3 separate regions of the Mus musculus genome follow, and all the other regions are linked to region 2. The links are chromatin loops, found by intact Hi-C in ENCODE. Cell type or tissue: heart. All regions are shown on one strand. Each heading gives the region's core, and the rest is flanking DNA. Links, peaks and the distances in the headings are about the cores only.

The links. A loop is a pair of places that touch in the nucleus more often than their neighbours do. Peaks named below come from ENCODE experiments on the same cell type or tissue, not always from the same donor. Only the 100,000 strongest peaks of a DNase experiment are listed, where the experiment ranks them.
Region 1: a loop joins it to region 2, with 5 times the contacts of the local background. A loop is called at or near these places in 24 of 42 quality-filtered maps.
Region 3: it touches region 2 in a loop (7-fold over the local background); 18 of 42 quality-filtered maps call a loop at or near these places.

Annotation. Positions count from the first base shown.
Region 1 is chr7:45,920,382-45,928,165 of GRCm38, forward strand. Ccdc114 (coiled-coil domain containing 114) reads left to right here and starts at 3,834. Exons shown (of 15, transcript NM_001364168.1): 1 at 3,834-4,005; 2 at 4,117-4,208. The coding sequence starts at 4,139. Emp3 (epithelial membrane protein 3) reads right to left here and starts at 1,045. Exons shown (of 5, transcript NM_010129.2): 1 at 861-1,045; 2 at 1-23. In heart, for the core only: a CTCF peak has its summit at 4,313 (motif pointing left); DNase peaks (open chromatin) are centred at 2,030, 2,770, 3,090, 3,790 and 1 weaker place; H3K4me3 peaks cover 2,323 bases; H3K27ac peaks cover 2,718 bases.
Region 2 is chr7:45,871,148-45,878,678 of GRCm38, forward strand. It overlaps Kdelr1 (KDEL (Lys-Asp-Glu-Leu) endoplasmic reticulum protein retention receptor 1), which reads left to right and starts at 1,693. Exons shown (of 5, transcript NM_133950.2): 1 at 1,693-1,954; 2 at 2,612-2,712; 3 at 2,896-3,054. The coding sequence starts at 1,864. It also overlaps a transcript of Grin2d not described here. In heart, for the core only: a CTCF peak has its summit at 2,453; DNase peaks (open chromatin) are centred at 1,664, 2,124 and 2,694; H3K4me3 peaks cover 2,724 bases; H3K27ac peaks cover 1,789 bases; H3K27me3 peaks cover 1,004 bases.
Region 3 is chr7:46,006,276-46,014,059 of GRCm38, forward strand. It overlaps Abcc6 (ATP-binding cassette, sub-family C (CFTR/MRP), member 6), which reads right to left. Exons shown (of 31, transcript NM_018795.2): 10 at 6,219-6,380; 11 at 2,511-2,603. Among named protein-coding and RNA genes, the nearest start is that of Abcc6, 20 kb to the right of the region's middle. In heart, for the core only: a CTCF peak has its summit at 3,534 (motif pointing left); no DNase peak of the experiment used is centred there; H3K27me3 peaks cover 853 bases.

The sequences.
Region 1 (7,784 bases), core at 1,421-6,420, 51 kb after region 2:
GGCTCAGGGCAGGAGAGGCAAGCCTGCAAAGGGTGGGAGCACTCAATCCTAGGGGAGGAGGGCTGGAGAATGGCTTTCTAAATCAGAGAGGAGGGCCAGGGAGGTAGGGAAGTCTCTGGTGTGAGGGAGAAGGGGAGTAGGCCGAGCAGTTCCTCCCTGGGGAGAAGGGCAAGCCAGGGGACTCCTGCTCTTGGAGGCGGGCAGAGACTGTCCTAGATGGACTTTTGGGAGACAGAGGAACGGGCAGGACTAACAGTGAGCTGGTGCATCTTCAACACTCTGTCCCTGGGCCGTGTGGGTCTCCATATGAACCATCAGGAGCAGGAATTGCCCCCGGGACAGGCATCCTTGACTCACTGACTCTCTTCTTTCTCCTGGAGTGAGTCACGAGTGACTCATCCCCCCTCCCTCCAACACCAGGGAAATGCCAGCCTCTGGCTGAGTCTCTGGTCCTCACCCGACCTGACTGCAGACCCCGGCTCTAGACACTCAGGGAGGTGGATTTGCAGCAGGGAGGGTGTGGTCTGAGTGGAGAGACCACCTCCTACCACCCTTCAGTGTCCAGAGAACTCAGCCAGCCCTGGGAGCCCTCCTGCACCCCTTCATCTAAGAAGGGAGTGGAAGACCCCAGGGAGAAGCCACAGGACATTCTTCATGGTGGGCTCTGTTGGGACAAGTCTCATAGACAGCTCTAAGCTCTCCTGTATTCCCACTACAAAGGCTGAGAGATCAGTTCTTCAATTACCAGTCTCCTCTGGAGCTAAGAGTGGAGGGTCTCTTCCTGCCTAAGGTGCCCCGCCCATGGTGCCATGCCGCCCAGTAAATAAAGCCCCATCTGAATAACGGATTGAAAAACTTACCGAGAGTTGCTGAAGAAGTCAGAGTTGGAGTCTGTCCTCGTTGGGCCTCTTGCCCCGCCCTTCTGCTCCCTCCTTCCACTCTGAGGCCCCCGCCTCCCTCACCGCCTTCCTCCCACCCTTTAATACCCACCCTTCTCCGTCTGCCTTCTCCCTCCCTCCCTTTCTCTCTCTCCTCTGGTGGTTTTCTGCTTCTCTCGACTCTCAATATATACCAACCCTTTTATATCCACTTTAGCCTCGCCCAGCTGAGGTCTCCAGTCAGGGGAGGGCACGAAATCTTGGTTCCTTATTCTCTGCCCACCCAGTCACACAGAAGGCATGTTCTGGGACCTCCTTTCAGGGCTCAGATGAGAAGTCCTTGAGGCCCTGGGGTGGAGCATGTTACCTTCTTGGACTGGATGCCTGCTCTCTTTGATGAAGTTTGGGGCAGAGTAGATGACACAAGAATCTGTAGAAGGCCAGATCCTGTGACACAGATCAAACTTTGGGCTGGCTCATGGCAGGACAAAAAGTATGAAATTACGGGAAGGAGCAGGATATAGCTTTAAAGAATGCCAATGTTGCCATTCCATGGTTGTGTGGCCTGGGATAGATTATTTCACTTACTTGGGCCTCAGTTTGCTAATCTATATAGTGGGTATAATACACAGTCAATAAAGAAAATAGACGGATGGCAATAATGACTAGGTGGGCAGATGCTAATTTAAAAAGGATAATCCTGGAAAGCTTCTTGGAGGAGGTGCTATTTGACCTGAGTCATTTGGATACTAGGGAGAAAATGTCCCAAGCTTTGAGAAGAAACGCTGGCCGTTTGGAGAGCAGACAGAATGGCCAGTGTGTCTGGAGCACAGAGAGCGTAGGGTGTGGTGAGCGGGACAGCAGAGGATTCACTTGGAAGTCATGGAGGAATCAGGATTTTACTGTAAGTGCTGTGGGAGGCCATTAGAATTCTCACAGCACTCTAGTCCCAGGGTTATAGTGTGAACTATCATTTATTCTCAGAGTTAGGGGCTGTGGGTGATGAACTAGGACTGATGAAGTTAGGGCTGGGGATCTGGATGATGGTGCTAGAGCTGGGTGTGATGACCTAAGCCTGCAGGGGTGAGTGACCAGCTGGCTTGGGGATTGCGAGACTGGGAGCTGGGTACCACACAGCACAGCCTCTGCAGCATCCATTGGCAGTGTGACCATAGGCGTTACTGATGACGTCTCCACTATTTTCCTTCATCTGTAAAAGAGGGATAGCATCGCGGCTAGCTTAGATCTAGAGCAGTGCCTGGTAATACTGTACAACTTAGAGCGGGCTTTGGAGCCCCGAGTGGAGTCGAGGGAACTCTGGCTCTAGTAATTGGAGAAAGGGCAAAGACTTGAGGCCAGTGCGTCCGGAAGCTAAAGTTTGGAATCTTAAATGAGGATGGATGGAGGAGGGGGACAGAAACAAGGGGAAGTCTAACTCTGACCCTGGAGAGAGTAGAGAGTGGGTCACTGAGGACAAAATTGGGGGGCTGGGATGGAAGCTTGTACTTCTCCATGATTGCAGGGACAGGAGGCTGCATCCCAGGCCTGGGAGGAGTGTGGACCAGGAGCAAGGAAGCTCCACTGGCTGAGAAGCCAGCTGGGATGTTTTAATATTCCTTGAGAGTTGAAAAAGTTCGGTACTTGGGGTGCCTAGGGGAGGCGTTTAGGGAATCCCCAACAATAGTGCCCAATAGAAGTGGAAGTATCTGGAGACACTAGAGGTAGGGGTGGTGGGATCTCCCCTGCCCAAGCCTCTAAGGAGCGCGGCATCGCAGCACTTCCTCCCACAGGAAACCGCAGGCGTCGGGCACACCCAGCCTTCAGGCAGTGGCGTCCACAGCCCGCTTGCAAGAGGACCACGTGGGATGAAGAGCTTGGCCAGATGGGACCGCTGGAGGTTCCGCCCACTCCCACTTCCGGCTCTGCCCTGCGTGGCCCCAAACCGTTGGTTGCGCATGCGTAGTGAACCTGTGTAGGAACTGAGATCGTGGTGAGCGTTCCTCCAAACCATGAATTTCCCAAATAACCAGTCCAAGGCACGCACTTCTTGGACCCCGAAGGACCCTGCCTAGTCCCAAAGTCTAGTCTTCTAAACGTTTCCCTTCAGTTTCCACTGCCCATAGTCCCGAGCCCCACGAGTGTCCCTCCCAGGCATTCAAGTCAATCTCCAGCACCTCGCTTGGCTCTTTTTAAATAACAGGGCCCGCCCCGCCCCCAAACCCAAGGCCCCGCCTTCTCACTAAACTCGCCGGCCGCTCCCTTCTAGTCCCCGCCCCTTACAGACCGTGAGCATCTCTCCCCTATAGTTAACGCTCTGTACAGGACTGATGCCACCCTCTGCTTGCAATCCTGCCCCTTATAGCATCCGAGCCCCTCCTCCTTTTATTAACAGCCTCTGGCTCCGCCTCTTAGTACTACACTTTCTCCCCTCCCCTTTTACAATGAGATCTTCCCCAGGCTCCGCCCTTGATCCTACCTATGCTCCTCCCCTTCCCCGCTCTCCTAACCTCCACTCCCTTGACTCCCCTGGCTCTTTCTATGGCGGGGATTCTCAACCTTTCTAATGCTGCGTCCCTTTAATATAGTTCTTTATGTTGTGTTTACCCGCCCTACCGTAAAATTATTTTTGTTGCTACTTCATAAATATCTGTAGTTTTGCTACAGTTATGTATTGTAATGCAAACATCTGTGTTGTCCGATGGTCTCTGGTGACTCCTTGTGAAAAGGTCGTTGGAGGCTACAACGGGGTCGCGACTCACTGGTTGAGAACCGCTGTTCTCTAGGGTCTTCTCAGCCCTGCCCCCGCCCACTCAGGCCCGTCTTCTGGCCTGCCCCTGCTCTGGCCTGGCCTCCTCTGGGTCCAAGACTAAAGTTGGCTGAGTCTTCCACTGATCTCTCCTGCCCGCCCCTTCCGCTGTCCTCAGGCCTTATTGGCCCCTTGTCTCCCCAGTAACCAGACTACAACAGTGAGAGTGGAGCTACAGCGACTGGTCAGGCACTCAAGCAGGTAGAACCTTGACCTCGCCTCCCACCCCACCCCAATCCGGCCGGGGTTCCGAGGTGCGGAGAAGCTGCCCAGGGACCGAGTCTGAGTCAAGCCGCAGGGTCCAGATTGTGTGTTTTTGGGGTGAGCGATATCCCAGTAGTCCTTGAAGGGTCGAGGCTCAGAGAGGCCGCAGTGCTGTTTGGTCGCTCTGTGCGCTGGCTTGCGCTCTCTGAGGCTGGTGTGCCCTTGCAGGAGCTCCACCGCTATGTCGAGGATGCGTTTGGGTCCACCCACCAGGAGCGCCCGCTCCGAAGAAGGAAGCGAGATCTTCCTGGAGGGATCAGGTAATTCATGATTCCCCATCTCCTCCGAAGTTCCTTTTCTGTTCTCAGCTTCTTCAAGTTCCAGAGCCAGGGGTGGGAGGCCTCCCAGGAGCGCCCTCTCCTGGGGGCAGATTCGAGCCCAAACAGGGGGATCTTGGCCTGTGGTGGGGCCAAGCCAGGCAGTGGGATGTCTAGGCAGACATTGGACTTCAGGAGTGGTTTGAATGGGGTCCAGAACATCCAGAAGAGAGCTAGGGGAGGACCCGTGAGATGGCTTACCTAGTAAAGGCTCTTGGCACCAAACTGACGGCCTGAGTGCCACTCGGGAACCCAGGGGGTGGGAGAAGAAAAGCAACTCCCTTGGGACCTTCCTACACTAAAACAGAAAGAGAAAAGGACTGGTGTGGCGGCACACATCTTTCATCTCTGCTGGGGAGGCGGAGATAGTTTGAGACCAACCAGGGCTACATAGTAAAACCCTACATAGTAAAACCCTGTCTCAAAAAAAAAAAAAAAATGGCTAGGGTGGCTGGGGTAGGAGTGTGGACATGGTTTGGGTCAGTTCTCAGCTGAGGGTGGGAAGCTGGTAGGAAAGATTGAAAGGATGGTGTAGTGGTTTGTATCTGCTTGGCCCAGGGAGTGGCACTATGAGGAGGTGTGGCTAGTTGGAGTAGGTATGGCCTTGTTGGAGAAAGTGTATCACTGTGGAGGTGGGCTTTGAGACCCTCTTTCTAGGTGCCTGGGAGTCAGTCTTTTCCTGTTTGCCTCTGGAAAAAGACATATATAGAACTCAGCTCCTCCAGCACCATGCCTGCCTGGATGCTGCCATGATGGACTGAACCTCTGAACCTGTAAGCCAGCCCCATTTAAATGTTGTCCTTATAAGAGTTGCCTTAGTCATGGTGTCTCTTCACAGCAATGGAAACCCTAACTAAGCTAGAAATTGGTACCAGGAGTGGGGTATAGCTTTGCTAGGTCTGACCATGATTTTGTTTGGAGGAATGTGGATTTGGGGACGTTTTGGAACGCAGTGGAATGCTTTTAGTGGGGCTTCAAGGGCCATCCTGGTAGGAACATAGAAGACATTGGTGCTGAGGATGAGTTGAACTGTGGGGGCCTGGCTCAAAAGCTTTCAGAGAAGAATGTGAGTATATGGCCTAGAGACTTTTTTTGTGGTATTTTGGTGAAGAATGTGACTGACTTTTGCCCTTTTTTTTCTGAAGAGTCTGCCTGAGGCTAAGGCGAAAGTGAAGAGAATCAGATTAAATTGCATTGACAAAGGAAGTCTCAGAAAAGCCCAGCACAGACTTTGTCCTCTGGTTCACTCTCATGAAGAACATTTTGATCAACCATAGCAAGCTTAAAAAGAAAAATTTCAAAATTTTTATTAATTGTGTATTCAGGTGATAAAGGGACACCAGGAAGTGAAATGGAGCTGAATCTTGTGCTCAAGGAATAAGCAGATGAAGGGAGTGGTGACTTCAGGGCACAATCTCACCTAACGAAGCTGACTGTTTGTGTTTGCAGTTGAACAAGGAATAGTTATGTCATGTTAGATGTTATTACCTGGTTATTGTTTTCATTTGGGCTTTTAATCTGGCATGAACTACAATCCAGAAATTGAGGGCATACTTGTGGATCCAGATTTTGAGGCGTAGTGACCATGAAATCTTAGGCCCAGCCTTGGTGCTATCTGCCTTTCATCCCAGGAGACAGAGGCAAGCAGATCTCTGAGTTCAAGGCCAGCCTGGAACACAGTAAGTTCCAGATAAAGAAAAGCTTAAGTCCAGGCACGGTGGCACAGGTCTTTAATCCCAGCATTCAGGGGACAGAGCCATGCAGATCTCTGAGTTCAAGGTCAGTCTACAGAGCAAGTTTCAAAACCACTAAGCTTTGGCACTGAAGGAGTTAGAAAACAGAAAGCTGGTGATAATGTAATAGAACAAGGGGACATGCTTCAGCCTCTGCAAGCAGTAGGACTGGGCAGCTTTGGACATGTGGCTTTGGCTTTAGAGTCAAGACTAGAAGGGACTACTGGGACAATTGATGCTGGTTAGCTGGGGCTAAGAAATTAGTGGTGCTTAAGAAGAGGACAGCAGGGCTGACAAGATGTCTCAGTGGGTAAAAGCATTGACTGCTCTTCTGAAGGTCCCGAGTTCAAATCCTAGCAACCACATGGTGGCTCACAACCACCCGTAATGAGATCTGACACCCTCTTCTGGTGTGCCTGAAGATAGCTACAGTGTACTTACATATAATAAATAAATCTTTAAAAAAAAAAAAAGAAGAAGAGGACAGCATCATTGAGGTGAAATCTTCTGGGAAGTGTTTTCTGAGAGCACAAAAAAGCTGTGTTCCAGAGATAGCCGAGGTTGTACCTTGTGCTGGTAGCTAGACTTGGTAATGTGTAAGAGTCACCCAGGTGGTACTAGTTTTGAAGGCATGAAGGGGTCATGAAGAGCAGCTGCAGTTTGGCACTGTGAGAGACCTTGGAAGGCCATTGGTGAAGGTGCAACCTCAGATGCGGTTGACTGACCAGGACTGAAAGGGTCATGCAAAGAATTTGAGGCTTGGCACCATAAAGAGAGCCTATGAGAGGCTGTTGGTGAAGCCTAGTTACAGCAGAAGACTCCAGTGTATTGGAGATGTCAGCACCATGGGATGATCACCAAGCACAGCAGCAGCAATGGAGTGGAGTCAACCAGAGCCTAGAGTGCTACAGAGAGCAGAGCTGGAGATGTGATCCAAGCCCTTTGGAGGAGCCCAGAAGATCATGTGGGGATCCCAGACATTGGAACAAGAAGCTGCAAAGTTGAAGTTGCCTTGGAGACCCCAAGATGTTTGAAATGCCAGGGAATACCTTCTGAAGAAAGCTGCTAACAGGGAGTGGAACCAGCCCAGGAGAAAGAAGTTTGTTGCAGTCAACAAAGCAGAGAAGAGTTGGAGATCTGAAGAACACTTTGACATAGAGATGTAGAGTTTGGAGTTTGCCCAGCTGGCTTTTGATCTTGCTTTGGGATTGCAGTTAAGTGATTGGATGCACATCAGACGAGACTTTGAACTTCAGGCTTTTAACATTGTTGAGACTGTTATAGACTATGGGGACATTTCTAGTTGGACTAAATGTTTTAGTGTCATGCTGTGTCTAGGTGTGGTCCCCATAGAATCATGTGTTTGAACAAGCCTAGGGGAGTCAGAGAGTAGAATGTGGTGGTTTGAATATGCTTGGCCCAGAGAGTGGCACTATTAGGAGGCGTGGCCTTCTTGGAGTAGGTATAGCCTTGTTGGAGGACTTGTGTCACTGTGGGGGTGGATTTTGAGACCCTCCTCCTAGCTGCCTGGGAGTCAGTCTTTTCCTGTTTGCCTTTGGAACAAGATGTAGAGCTCTCAGCTCCTCCAGCACCATGCCTGCCTGGATGCTGCCATGCTTCTTGGTATGATGATAATGTACTGAACCTGTGTGCCAGCCCCAATAAAATGATGTCCTTTTTAAGAGTTGCCTTGGTCATGGTGTCTCTTCACAGCAATGGAAACCCTAACTAAGACAGATGGGTATGGCAGGCTCTTCTGGCCTTAGACTGAGGCATCTAAGAGGAA
Region 2 (7,531 bases), core at 126-5,125:
GGAAGCAGAGGTAGATGGACAAGGACACCACCTGGTACAGACAGTTTGAGACCTAGAGAGAGGGCTGGGGTCACTGTCACTTGCCCCTTCCCTCTTCTGCACTTCAGCACCCGCCATACTAAGACCCAGCCTGTGAATTTTATGGCTGCAAAGACAGGATGCATGCTGTCTCTCTTGGAGCCAGGAATCTAGACTCCAAGTCCCTTATCCCTTGGACCCAGTTGTCCAGATGCCAGCCCACCTCCCTCATACCCAAGGGACTAGACCCTAGTTCTTTCCCTCTAGACGGATGGGGCTGGATCCCAGTTCTCCTACCTCAGACTGTAGCCCTCCCCTTAAACCTATGGGGCTAGGCTCCCAGTCCCCTCCTCCCTCAGACCTAGATGTCCATACTCGACCCTCTTCTTTCAGGCCTAGGTGGCCAGACTCTGGCACCATTTTCTGTGACCTAGGGGTTAGATCCCAGCCATCCTCCCTCCAAACCAGGGGTCCAGAATCCCTGGATTCCAAGTTGTGGATCTTCTATTTCAGATTTGGGGTCCAATGCCTGGCCCTGTTCTCTCAGAAGCAGGAATTTAGATAACAGCCCTCCTTTCGAAGACCACAGATTCTCCCTTAGTCCTTCTCGATCATACCTGGGGGCCAGGTCTTGAGCAAGTTCCTCACTGAGGGACCACTTGATGAGTGAGGGACTAGTCTCTCACAGCTCTGAGTACACAATTCCCTGGAGGAAAACTGCTTCCTTTGTCACAGACACAGTAATCCTAAACTATAACCCTACTTTTGAGGTTCTGAGGTCCCATAAAGTCACCTGTCCATCTTGCCTCTGGTAGGACAGTCCTTAGTATCTAACATTGGGAGGAGTGTGCTTCAGGATTCCCGGGTCCCTGAGAATGGAAGTTGGAGGTGGAGAAAGAGAGGTGGAGGAGGGGAAGAGAGAGGGAGAATATGAATGTGTAGAGGCGCTGGGACCTAGGCCTGTAGCAGTCGATTGGAGCCCTGCTTCTCGTGCCCTAAGACCTGGGAAGACTCGGGTCATGACAGTTTCTGAAAGAGCCAGGACCTGGCATTTTGGGTCTTAGAAGGAGGATGGAGTTATGGGTGTAGATTCCCAGGTCAGAATGTTGAGCAATAAAGTAATTGTTGGGGATAGGATTGTAGAGGCGGTAGGCTCAGTCAGGATCCCCGAGTGTGTGGCAGTGGGGCCTGGGTTTTCTAACTGAATTGGGACTAGAGATCACAGACAAAGCTAGAAGTCTACCCTCTTAATCTCCAGGATTCTTGTTGTTGTTACTATTAGTATTAATAATTTGTGCAGGAATAGACTGTCACTGTGGAGCCCTAGGCCTGGAACTGGGGGGTCCCTCTGCTTCATCCTCCCAGTACTAAGATTACAGGCTACACCATCACCCAACACAGCACTAGGATCTTTAGATTCAGAACTCAAACTTCAGGATTCCTGTTTAAGGGCAGAGGTTAGACGAACTCTCTACAGTTCCTTACTAAAGAGAAGGCACCTGGGAATGTGGGACCCTAAAGACCCTTCCATCAGTTAGTAGGCTTATTCGATACGACTCTGCAAAGCAGGTTGCAGGCGCCAGAGGGCGCCAGACAGTCAACCCGCCCTTGGGGTGGCGCTACAGCTCAGACTCCTCCCTTCCCACCTCGGCCCTCCTCCCTTTTCTCCCAGCCAGCTTTACCACCAGCTCCGGCCTCGGCTCACCTTCCAGAGCCCCTTCCCCGGAGCTGAGCTACCGAAGGGCTTCTCTCCCGCCCTCAACCCAGCAGCACCGCAGCTCCGGGGCAGCCCGGCCGGCCAGCCTCCCCCCCCACCCAGCTCAGCCCTGCCCGAGTCCCCCAGTCATGAACCTCTTCCGATTCCTGGGAGACCTCTCCCACCTCCTAGCTATCATCTTGTTACTGCTCAAAATCTGGAAGTCCCGATCGTGTGCGGGTGAGAGGCCCCCCCGCGGAGAGGGGGCGGGAGCGGGCCGCTCTGGGGCACCGGGAAGGCTGGAGCTCGGCAGGTCAGAGTCCTCCCGGACTGCCTGCTGGGGATCACTTTTCTAGTTCTAGGGTCACCAGGGGGTCAGCTCCTTTCCCTAGACTAAGGGGTACACATAGTTTGGTGGGGGTGGCTTCGGGCGTTCAGTTCAACCTTCTGCAGCACCCTTTGGGACAGCTCTGGGTGTTCCGGGGCTGGGAACCAGGAGCCATGGCAGGCGGGGAGGTGGCTGGGAGTTGGTGACGTGGACTGTGGAAGGCCAGGAAGGGAGCGGGAGGAAGGTGACCGACTGGGAGGCTGAAGTCAGGCAGGGCTCTCCCTAGGTCCCAGTGTAGGTCTAGACTGTCAGGAGGACCTGAGGGAGACAGAAGGACCGGCGAGGCCTAGCCTGGGATAGAGCCTCGGTCTCTAGTATTTTTGGAGCCGGCTGCCCCCTGCCTGTGGATGGTGGAAAAAGGGCCGAGCTCAGGCTTAAAGGCCTTGGGGAATCGCTGTGGTCTAGAGCTCCAGCCGGCTGGCCCAGGCGCTGCATGTTAGTTTATTATTGCCCCAAGTAGCCCACCTCCAGCTCCCTCCACCCTGCCCTTCGTTCTCTGTCTCAACCAGGCATTTCAGGGAAGAGCCAAGTCCTGTTTGCTGTGGTGTTCACTGCCCGATATCTGGACCTGTTCACCAACTACATTTCACTCTACAACACCTGCATGAAGGTAGAGTTGCAGTCAGCCCCCTGTGGCAGGGTTCCAGGCCAGGGATCAGGGAGGAGTCACCAAAGAGGCTTGGGCCTAGACATATGGTCTGAGGGAGGTGGCTGGGGAACATGATTTCTCTCTCCCTCACCGTGACCTGAGGCCCTACCTGTGAGCTGAGATGCCCTGTTACCCTCTTATCAGGTGGTCTACATAGCTTGTTCCTTTACCACGGTGTGGATGATCTACAGCAAGTTCAAAGCTACTTATGATGGCAACCACGACACTTTCCGGGTGGAGTTCCTCGTCGTTCCTACTGCTATTTTGGCTTTCCTGGTCAACCATGACTTCACCCCTCTGGAGGTAGGTTTCTGCTGGGCCTGTGTGGTGGTTGGGTAGAGGCAGAGTATCTGACAGGAGGCCCTGTCAGGTGTCTTCCTCTACACAGCTTGCTAAGGCCTAAGTTCGTCGGTGGCAGACACTGTGAACATAATCACAACCCAGCATCCCATTTGCTGCTCTGAGCAGTTAATGTACCTGGCGTCTAGAGTGGCACCCCTTAAGTCGTCTGAATGTCCAAGGGCACCTAGTCCAGCAAGAGCTGGGCTGATGAGGGCTAGGAATGGCAAGCAGAGCTCTGCGGTGGGGCCACGTGAGTTTAAATCCCAGTTACACATCCTATTTTTAGTTTGTTTTTTTTTTCCTCTCAGGAAGTGTTGGAGATAGAGTCTAGGGTCTTATGCATGCGAGGCCGGTGCTTTCTTCTGGAGGCACTGTCAATTATTGGTTTTCTAAGATAGGGGCTGGCCTAGAACTTACAGTCCTCTTGCTTCACTGCTTGGATTATAGCTGTCTGTTATCTCCCCTGGTTGGGAGCCCCAATTTCTACTATAATGACTTCAGCCTCTTTGCCTCAGTTTCCCCATTGTAAAATGGTCATGAGAGGGTCACTGGGTTCAGGGTTGCCTGGTGGTTATATGCAGAGACTCTGGAGCTGAGGTACAGGGACTGGAAGCTTGCTTCTTCAGCTGGACAGTGGTGGGACTATGGACCAGTGTACACCTGGGCTTTTTGTAAAATGGGGAAATGAGGGGATGGATAGATGGCTAAAAGGACACACAACCAAAAGGACAAGAGGAAGTCAGTCCCTGCCTCTTAGCATCCTTCTGTAAGGTGCAGGATGGAGCCTAGGCCCTGTGCACCACTGAGCGCTCCAGCCCTCTCAGCTGTGATGGGAGGTTAATGTGTTTGAAGTGGTCTGGTTTGAGATGGGAAAGGACTGGTTAGCATTTGCTGAGGACCTGGCTAGTCTCTATGGTACTTCCACCTCCAGCTGGTGGGTGTTGTGATTTTTAACCCTTTGGTGTTTTGGTTGGGTCTGTATGTGTTCAACTCTTGCCTCATGGGCTGGTGGGAGTCATTAGCTGGAGCCCCTCCCCTTTGCAGCCCACTCCCATCTTACAGGGAGCCGCCCCTGCGTGGTCAGACAGGCTGCGGTTTTCAGCAGAAGCTGAAGTTTGGGAGTCCTCGGACAAGATCTAGCTTTAATGTTTTAGCTACATATTCAAGATACATTTCTTTTTCTTTCCCTCTTATTAAGTCACCATGGAGATTGTCATGGTGGGGTATTTGGGAAAAAAAATTTTTTTTTTTCTTTTTTGTTTGTTTTTGAGATGAGATTTCTCTGTAGCCCTGTCTGCTCTGTAGACCAGACCAGGAGAAAAGTTTTCAATTAGCAATAATTGCACCTTGGATAAACTTCATTGACTATGATACTCCCACTGTGCAAAGCTCAAAATGTGTGAGTAAAAGCACTGTGCAGGCTAAAGTCAGCCTAGGCCCATGGGCCCCTGAAGCAGCAGAGGGAGGGTGGCTGTCGTGCTGGGAGCCCAGCTAGACCCTGCCTGCAAATGGGCCACTACCACTGTGCTGCATGGGCATTACCTAAACCGTCGAGTTACTCCCTACCGCAGCCAGCTTGGGGTTACTGGACTCATTTCCCAGGTTCGGAGACTCACTAAGGTGGGATAGGCAGAGAGGGTGACTGTCTTCTGTTCTCTGAGTCTGTGCTAGTAAATAGTGCACTCTAAGAGGGGAAAATAACTTTTAAGACATGATTCTGCTGTGTAGGCCAGAATAGCCATCAGTTAAAACCAATACTCTTGCTTCAGCCTCCCAAGAGCTGGGAGGGGTACAAGCCTGTACCACCATCGCTCTCCCGGTGCCTGTCTTCAATCTGGGGCAGAAGCAGGTAGATCTCAGCCAAGAACACACAGTGAGACCCTGCCCCCCAAAACGAATGAATGAATGATTAATAATAAAAATAAATAAAACAAAATAAAGTTCAGATTCGGGGCTAGAGACAGCTCGGCAGTTAAGAGTATTCCCTGCAGAATTTGGTCACTTTAGGTCCAGGGGTCCTGTGCTTTCTTTCTATCCTACACAGGCACCCAGTGTATATGTGGCATTCACTTATACAGACATACACAAAAATAAAAATAAAAACAGATCTTAAATTCATGGGTCTGGAGAGAAATGATTAAGAGCATTTCAGAAGCACGTAGTTCAGTTTTTAACATACACATACATATTCGATCCCAGTCGTCTCGCTCCAGGTCCAGGGGACCCAGTACCCTTTCCTGACCTCCACGGCACCGGGAGTGACCATAACATTCATACACATTAACTTAAAACATGTACCTGACCCAGCACTCAGGAGGCAGAGGCCGGTGGGTCTTTGGGTTCAAGGACAGCCTGGCCTGTGAGTCAGTGTCTGTCTGTCAGTCTCTCTTTCTCATACATACATACAAAATAAAGGGAAAAAAAAAATCACAGTAGCACACATGAAGTAAATCTAAAAAAATTAAAAAATAATTGAGATATCAAAAAGATAAAGTGCAGTAGGCCTCTGTGTGTGTGTGTGTGTGTGTGTGTTTGCTGTGCTGTGCTTCAGTCCCCCAGGGTCCTCCAGGGATGAGGGCCGAGTGCTGGTCAGCCTAATGGGTCTATTTCTTGAAAGGCTGCCTGGAGGAGTCAGGATAGTCAAGGGACTAGGCCTGGCATCCTGCTGCTGGGAGTGGGCTCTTAGCCCTTGGGCCCTAGTTTGCTCATATGTATACTGAGGATTATAGCTGGACCCACCTTGAAATATTACAGCTGGAGCCAGTTAGTGTCCCATGGTGTAAGAGAGGTTCCTGGGTTGTTACCAGCATGTTCTGTCTTTCTCAGTTCCTTCCTTTAAAACCAAACACCTGGGGAGAAGCCACAGCTGCCACCCGACAGTGTTCTCAGAGGGGAGGTTTCGGGCATGCTGCTGATCGAGCGAGTAACCCAGGTGGGACTTTCAGAGAGCAGGCCGTCACAGAGGCTGTGATGACCTGGTCATCAAGGTGGCTGTCCGTGCTCCCTTAAGGTTGGCTTATGCTGTACGTGGGCATCCTTCATAGCTACTCACCCTAGGTGGCTCATCGCCTTCCCCGTTCAGGAGCTGTGTCTGGTGCTGAGGACCCTGGGGTGAACAAGACACAGGTTCCAGGCCTCATAGGAGTCACAGAAAGGAGCCATGACAGGATGGCGTGCCATGTGCAGTGGACTAACTAGCATGTAGTGATAACAGCAGGTTCCTGGGTACAGCACCGGCCTGGGCTGTGTAGTCGGCTCCACATATGCAAGCTAAACGTACATACACATAAATTTTTTCTTAAACATTTTTATGTGTATAGGTGCCTTTGAGTTTTTATTGTTGTGAAGAGACACCATGACCAAGTCAACTCTCTCTCTCTCTCTCTCTCTCTCTCTCTCTCTGTCTTTTGAGATAGGGTTTTTCTGTGTAGCCCTGGCTGTCCTGGAACTCACTCTATAAACCAGGCTGGCCTCGAACTCAGAGATCTGCCTGCCTCTGCCTCTGCCTCCCAAGTGCTGGGATTAAAGGCGTGCGCCACCACTGCCCGGCCGGCCCAAGTCAACTCTTATAAAGGACAAACATTTCATTGAGGCTGGCTTACAGCTTCTGAGGTTCAGTCCTTTATCATCAAGGTAGGAAGCATGGTGTTAGAAAGTAGCTAAGAGTTCTATGTCTTGATCCAACTGCAGCCAGGAGAGGACTCTCTCCTACACAGCTAGGAGGAGGGTCTCAAAGGCCACCCTTACAGTGATATACTTTCTCCAACAAGGCCACACCTCCTAGTAGTTGCTACCTCCTAATAGTTGGCCTAGTACATTCAAACCACTACATTATACTCCCTGGCCCCATAGTCAGTTAAAACATAAGAGTCTATGGGGGCCATGCCTAGCCATAGCGTAATACAAAATATATTTATCCAACTTCAAAAGTCCCATACTCTATATAACAGTCTCAACAATATTAAAAGTTCAAAGTCTCTTCTGAGACTCATCTAATCACTTAACTATAATCCCCTATATAATCAAAATTAAAAAGCAGATCACATACCTCCAACATCACAGGATATATATTACTACTCCAAAATGTCATAGTGAGGAAATACTGGACTGAAGCAAGACCAAAAAAAAAAAAAAAAAAAAAAAAAAAACCAGCTGGCCAAACTCCAAACTCTGCATCTCCATGTCTGATGTCAAAGCACTCTTCAGATCTCCAACTTCTTTCATCTTTGTCGACTGTAAAAAACTACTCTCTCTTTGGCTGGTTCCACTCCCTGTTAGCAGCTTTCCTCAGAAGGTATTCTCTGACATCTCAAACATCTTGGGGTCTCCAAGGCAACTCCAATTTGGCAGCTTGTGTTCCAATGTCTGGGATCCCCACATGATCTTCTGAGCTCCTCCAAAGGGCTTGGGTCACATCTCCAGCTCTGCCCTCTGTAGC
Region 3 (7,784 bases), core at 1,421-6,420, 140 kb after region 2:
AAACTAGGGAGGTGGCATGCGTGTATGGAGAGGTCAGGAGGGCTGGGGGAGGGTCACAGAGTGGAGTAAGGTACTGATGATAGAGAGGGTGGGTAACACGGGAGGATGGGTGACAGTGGAGGGAGGGTGACAGCAGATGGTGTGTGATAGGGAGGGTGGGTGACAGGGGAGGATGGGTGACAAAGAGGGTGGGTGACAGTGGAGGATGGGTGACAGGGACAGTATGTGATAGGGAGGGTGGGTAACAGGGGAGGATGGGTGACAAAGAGGGTGAGTGACAGTGGAGGGAGGGTAACAATGGACGGTGGGTGACAGCAGAGGGAGGGTGACAGTGGAGGGAAGGTGACAGCAGATGGTGTGTGATAGGGAGGGTGGGTGATAGGGGAGGATGGGTGACAAAGAGGGTGGGTGACAGTGGAGGATGGGTGACAGCAGAGGATGAGTGACAGGGAGGGTGGGTGACAGTAGAGGGTGGGTGACAGGGAGGGTGGGTAACAGTGGAGGGTGAGTGACAGGGAGGTGGATGACAGGGAGGTGGGTGACAGCGGAGGGTGGGTGACAGGGAGGTCACAGCAGAGGATGGGTGACAGGAAGGTGGGTGACAGGGAGGTGGGTGACAGCAGAGGGTGAGTGACAGGAAGGTGGGTGATAGGGAGGGTGGGTGACAGCGGAAGGTGGGTGACAGGAGAGGGTGAGTGACAGGGAGGTGGGTGACAGGGAGGGTGGGTGACAGGGAGATGGGTGACAGGGGGTGGGTGACAGGGATGGTGGATGACAGGGAGGTGGGTGACAGCAGAGGGTGAGTGACAGGAAGGTAGGTGATAGGGAGGGTGGGTGACAGTGGAAGGTGGGTGACAGCGGAGGGTGGGTGACAGGGAGGTGGGTGACAGCAGAGGGTGAGTGACAGGGAGGTGGGTGACAGGGAGGGTGGGTGACAGGGAGGTGGGTGACAGGGATGGTGGGTGACAGGAAGGTGGGTGACAGGGAGGTGGGTGACAGAAGAGGGTGGGTGACAGGGAGGTGGGTGACAGGGAGGTGGGTGACAGCAGAGGATGGGTGACAGGGAGGTGGGTGACAGGGAGGTGGGTGACAGCAGAGGGTGGGTGACAGGGAGGTAGATGACAGGGAGGTAGATGACAGGGAGGGTGGGTGACAGCGGAAGGTGGGTGACAGCGGAGGGTGGGTGACAGCGGAGGGTGGGTGACAGGGAGGTGGGTGACAGGGATGTGGGTGACAGAAGAGGGTGGGTGACAGGGAGGTGGGTGACAGAAGAGGGTGAGTGACAGGGAGGTGGGTGACAGGGAGGTGGGTGACAGGGAGGTGGGTGACAGGGAGGTGGGTGACAGAAGAGGGTGGGTGACAGGGAGGTGGGTGACAGCAGAGGGTGGTTGGGGCAGTGAAGAGGAACAAGTTCATCTTCCTTGACTTTCCTGAACACTCTCCTCTCCTTTCATCAGTGCAGGGTCTGCTGTGTAGTCCAGGCTGGCCTCAAACTAACTATCCTCCTGTCTCAGCCTCTCTAATACTGGGATGACGACGGGGGCCTGTTCTCCTCTCTCTCTCTCTCTCTCTCTCTCTCTCTCTCTCTCTCTCTCTCTCTCTCTCTCTCTCTCTCTCTCCCTTTCTCTCTCTCTCTTTGAGGTAGTTTCTCACTAGTAGTCCTGGCTGGCCTGGAACTTGCTATGTAGATCAGGCCGGTCTCAAAGTCACAAAGATCCCCCTATATCTGCCTCCTGTATGCTGGGTTAAAGGTGTGTGCCACTACACCTGGATCAACCGCTTTTGCTTTCATGTGCATTTATTTATTTTGTATACACATAAGCATGTGCGTGCTGCAGGGGGCATTTAGAGGTCATGGGACAACTTTCTCAATTTGGTTCTCTCTGTTCACCACGTGGACTGTGGGATCAAATTCAGGTGGTCAGGCTTGTGAGCAACTGTCTTTACCTGCTGTCTTTATCTCACCAGCCCTTATGGTGTCCTAAACGCCACCTACTGCCCGAGACGCTGAGCCTACCTCTGCCCTCAGTGCTTTGAAGCTTCTAGTCTCACAGCTGTGAGATCTCTGCTAGGAGAAGTGCTGTAGAGATAAAATCTGCAGACGCAGGAGACAGGGCTTGACAGACAAGGCATGGCTGTGTGGGGAAGCAGAGTGGGCAAGGGGGAGAAGAAGGAAGCAAGATCAGGTGACAGAGGCCGTGATGGGGTCGTAGGCTTCGACACTAAGCCATATCAGCAAAGGAGATTTGGTTTCTTTGGCTGCCACACGTCCCCCTGGCTGAGCGTGAAGGGGCTCAGAGTCAGGAGCCATTGAGGGACAACAGCTTGGGGCCACTATGGGAAGGGGCCACGCTCTAGAAGGAACAGAGGCTTGTCCAAGAGTCACAGGTCTGGCAACACAGGACAAGGACAGACCTAAAGCCTCCTCTTGCCTGTCCCTATCTCTGTCACCAACCAGAGACCCATGGTTGTTCCTCTGTCCAGGATGCCTGCATCCCCAAATGCCAAACCTGATGGAAGCCCCTCTTCTTGGTGATGAAGAAGTTCAGAGGGAGGAGGCTCAGGAAGACAGCAACGGCTGTGAGAGCAGAGGGTCCAAGGAGCTGGGGACAGAGGGCAGGGTGTCATGAGACTCCAAGGGTTTGGGTCACCCCACTTCCCAGGGTTGGGAATTCAGGCGTGTGCTGCTGTGCCTGGCTTTTTATATAGGTCACGGGCGTCTGCCCTTGGTTCCCCATGTTTACTAAGTAAGTACTTTGTCGGCTCCCGATCCCTGCTCCTTTTGAATGATTATCTATTGAGGTGACATGGTCACAGCACGCATGTGGAGGTCAGGAGATGACGTTGTAGGGTCAGTTCCCCCTTCCACATTTATATGGGCTTCAGGACCCAGCTTGGGTCTTCAGGCTTGCATCCTCGACAGCAAGCACAGTAATTTGCCCCCTGAGCCATTTTGCCAGCACACTCTCTGTTGCTGAGGCTGACCTAAACCCCTGCTCCTCTTTCCCTCACCTCCCAAATTCAGTTGTTACAGGTATGTGCCACCACACCCACCTCTCAGGGCTCGCTGTTAATCTACCCTCCATCCCACCTCTTAGTGGGGAGTTACCAGTCACCACATTAACAAACAAATCTACAAAGTTGTGGTTTCTGAGCTATATGGGCAGGTGTGTGTGTGTGTGTGTGTGTGTGTGTGTATTTAGTGTAAGAATGTCTCCTGCAATACTAGAGAAGCAGTTATACTGAGTGATTACTCAGTTTATTTAAAATGTCACAGTTAACCTGACACCTGTGTTTTGTTAATCTTTCCCACCAGGGAAATCTTGTAAGGGCCGGTGCCTTTGGTCTAGTTACCTAGGAGATATGGTGGTGGGAACAGACTAAATGTTAAAAAAAAAAAAAAGTCTTATTGTGCTTTTCTGAGATTTCCTCCACCCCAACTCCAGTCTCTGTTTCTCTCATCTCTAATCTCTGGACTACAGTGGGCCAGTTTGGTTTATTCATGCAACTATTCCACCACCTAGTGGCTCAGTGGAGAACTGTCCTGAAAGCCACTGGCAGCCTGAAGTAGTAAGGTCACCCTCCGGGATATTTTCATTTAGCCGTAGCACCCACAACCCACCATCTTAGTAAGCCTGGGGCAGCGTGGTGGTCCTCTGGTGCCAGGGCAGAGGCAGGGTGCAGGGCGTTACCTGTGGCTGCTGTGGTCTCTGATCATTACCAGCCTTGGCCTGCTCAGTGCTCCCAATTGTTTACCACATCCTCCCTCCTTCCCTGTCTTTCCTATGATAGTGGCCAGCTTTTCAACACTGCACACAGGTGCTGCTTGAATGCCTGTGTGTGCTTGCTGACCACCTACTGTGTGTAAGCCTTGGAATATTCAAATGTCAGTGTTCACAAATAGACTTCTAGCTGAGCATGACAGCTCACATCATTAATTGCAGCGACTCCTGAGGCTGAGGCAGGAAAAGCACAAACACCAGCCTGTGTTTACACCGAGGTCAAGGCCAGCTTTTTAGTGAGACCTTGCCTTGAAATTAAAAAAAATATATATATAAATATTTATATATAAACATTGTATATAGCCGGGCGTGGTGGCACACGCCTTTAATCCCAGCACTTGGGAGGCAGAGTCAGGCAGATTTCTGAGTTCGAGGCCAGCCTGGTCTACAGAGTGAGTTCCAGGACAGCCAGAACTACACAGAGAAACCCTGTCTCGAAAAAAAACCAAAAAAGTAAAAAATAAAATAAATAAACAAACATTGTATATAAATATATCTATATTATATAATATATTATATACTATATAAATATATCATAAAACATATGGTACTATATGTAATAATATAAATTATAACATTATATATAACATATTATATATAATATAATATATAAATATATAGTATTTATATATTATATAATTGTTATATAAATATGAAAATATGTTTTTTAAGGACCAAAGATGTAGCTCAGTGGAAAACTGCTTGCATGGCATACACGAGGCACCACAGAGATAAATAAGGAAACTTTCAATGGTGGTGATGGCTCCCCTCACATATCAGATGGCAGCTAACAACACTATGCAAGTGAGCACTAGGTACTGTGCAAAGCACCTTAGATACACAGCCCGAGAATACCTAATCCAAAAGTTGGAAACTAAGTTCCCCAGATTCTGAGAGCACCAACACGATGCCACATCGGGGAATTCATGCCTCATCTTACCCTGGTCACAGGCAAGATGCAGAGGGCTGTTAAAGGCATTGCTCAAAATGGCCTTTGGGCTATGCCAATAAGGCACCCACAAACCACATAGACTTTCTTGTTAAACTCAGCTTATATTCTCAAGCTCTCAAATTCATGTCTACCATTCCTGAATCCATACCCAGAGCCCCGCTGGACCCAAGTGATTGCATCAGACAGAGGCTGCCCCTCAGACAGAGGCTGCCCCTCAGACAGAGGCTGCCCCTCAGGCAGAGGCTGCCCCTCAGACAGAGGCTGCCCCTCAGACAGAGGCTGCCCATCAGGCAGAGGCTGCCCCTCAGACAGAGGCTGCCCCTCAGGCAGAGGCTGCCCCTCAGACAGAGGCTGCCCCTCAGGCAGAGGCTGCCCCTCAGGCAGAGGCTGCCCCTCAGACAGAGGCTGCCCCTCAGGCAGAGGCTGCCCCTCAGGCAGAGGCTGCCCCTCAGGCAGAGGCTGCCCCTCAGGCAGAGGCTGCATAAACTCTGTCAGGTTCTCTGGGTCTCACCCATGTAGAACCAGGAGCCTGCTTTTAGTTATCCTCTGTTCTTAGAACCAAGGAATTGTAGCACAGGGAGGGTGAGTTAGTAGTGTGACGTTTAACAGCAAGTAAATGGTAAGAGCAAGATTTAAACCCAGGCAGCAGTCCATGCACAGCCAGAGCCAATAATAATAATAATAATAATAATAATAATAATAACAATAATAGTGATAATAGCAGATGCTTTTGTATCATGAAGCAAAAGGAAGAAAAGGTTTCCCGGCTGATGCCATGGCACTGTGCTTTCTGCACGTGGCGGCAATTCTTCCCCGGCACTATGTTTCAGCCTTGTGTTGGTGAGCATGGTTCAGCGGCACCAGCCACTCCAAAACATAACGGATTCGCCTACTGAGTTCCCCGAGAACCCACTGAGAATTGGTAATAGTAAGGATCCCATCTGGGTGGGCACACGCCTGTAATCAGGCACTTACAAGGTGGAGGCAGGAGGATAGAAGCTCAAGGCTAGCCTCAGCTATGTCATGAGTTTGAAACTAGCCAGGGTTACACAAGGTCTTGCCTCAAAAAACCCAAACCCCAACCTGAACCAACCTAAAACCCCAAAGTGAACTCATCCACATTATCATCAGCATTTTGAGAAAGAGAAAGAACTCAGTGCTGGAGGGGGCTAGCCTGGGCTTGAACCTGAGCAGAGGTCACTCTAAGACTCTTCACTTTGTATCAATTTACAGATGGAGACTGGGTTTAGGGAGGAGGAGGAGGGAGGGGAGGAAGAGAAAGAAGAGGAAGAGGAAGAGGAGGAGGAGCAAGGGGAGGAGGAAGAGGAGGAGCAAGGGGAGGAGGAAGAGGAGGAGGAGCAAGGGGAGGAGGGAGAGGAGGAGGAGCAAGGGGAGGAGGGAGAGGAGGAGGAGGGAGAAGAGGAGGAATAGGAGGAGGAGGGAGGGGAGGAGGAATAGGAGGATATGGAGGCCCAGATCCACACCTGCCACAGGTAGACAAAGCACACAAAGATCCACAGGAAGAGCAGCCACAGCCCGTTGAGGTAGATGATGCTCTCGGCCAGCCGCTGGATGTCCACCGACACCAGGTTGACCACGTCCCCTGCTGCGCTGGACTTTCTGGAACCACTGGACAGGACCAGGACCTGGGCCGGTGTGAGGAAGAGGGACATGTGAGGAGGGAGGAATGGGAGTGGGCACTGAGTGCAGGCCCAGCCTCAGTTTACCACCTATGCAGTGAACCTGTAAACTTTCCCAAGCTAACTCCCAGGGTTGGGCATGGGGATCTGGGGGGACACTGTAAGTAAAAATTACAGAAAGCTAGACCCGGGTGATCTGGGCTCATTTGCCCCCTGTGCTAGGGATACCCATGTCTGTGCTGAGAGCAGCCTCCTCTCCTCAGATGTCAGGGACAGATGCAGGCTACACTGTACTGATGCTGGGGTCACTCTGGTGACTGCAACCAGGCCTGTGGGTACACTGCATGGACCAGCTGTTAAGAAGTGAAAAGTGATTCCAGGATCAATGTGGACCCTATTTTACAGCTAAGGAAACTGAGGCGCCGAGAAGCGAAGCAACTTGCCCTGAGTCAGAGTCAGAGCCAGAGACCCATAGGCCAGGAATTCAGGACCCCTAAGGCATGGCACAGACAGGACAGGGTGTTAGATTGTCCCAGCCTGACCTTCCTGACCATTACTGCCTCCAGTGCCTCTTTCTCCAGTGGCTTCTGATCTGCCAGCTACTGAGGTCTCAGGACCCAGCGTGAGGAACACTGGCTCTTCCTGCCTGCTCTGTGCTGTGTGAGAGTTAATGTGATCCAAGGTGTAGAACTCCCCACTCTGCAAGTCTTCACAGAGGGCCAGCTGCAGCCCCACCCACGGGGACTTCCCACCCCTGCTGCCTCCTGAGAACTTCAGTGGAGCCAGGCTTGTTGGCACAGCTGGAGTTTGAGTGACAGAAGCAGAGCTCAAAGATGTTTATAGTTCCTTTCAATGGGCAGCCATGCTAAGAGCCAAGAAGGCGTCTCCCTGGGGGTCAGGTTACGTCAGCCCTCTTCTGAGGATCAAAGGCTGCCTTGCAGGGCAGGCTGTGTTTCCTCTTGAGCTCAAAGCCTTGGAGACTCACAAGGGATGTAAGCATCCTGGCGGGACTACAGGTTATCCTGTGTCCCTCCTCTGCACAGGCAGGCTAGAGAAACAATGGATACCTGGAAACTGCCATTTCCCCAGGAGCCCCACGCTGGGAGAAGGAAAAGACTGAAGCCGGGGTGCCAGAGAGGAGCTTGTCTTGGGAGAGATCTCACAGTGTCTTAACAACTTGCCAGAGACAGATGGTTGGGGCCACCCCCAGCCAGAACTGCATAGCTACACATATCTCTTATTCTCACAGTCAGGATTCCAGAGAAAGACTTAGGGGGAAGTCACTGTCCCTTGCTTGTTTAATTAACAGATTGGAGAAGGTACCCAGATCAGGGCCCGATCACAGAGCGTTAACCAAGGAGGTAGGAGGACAGGAGACTAGGCCGTATGGATGCTCACACTCCCGCCCCT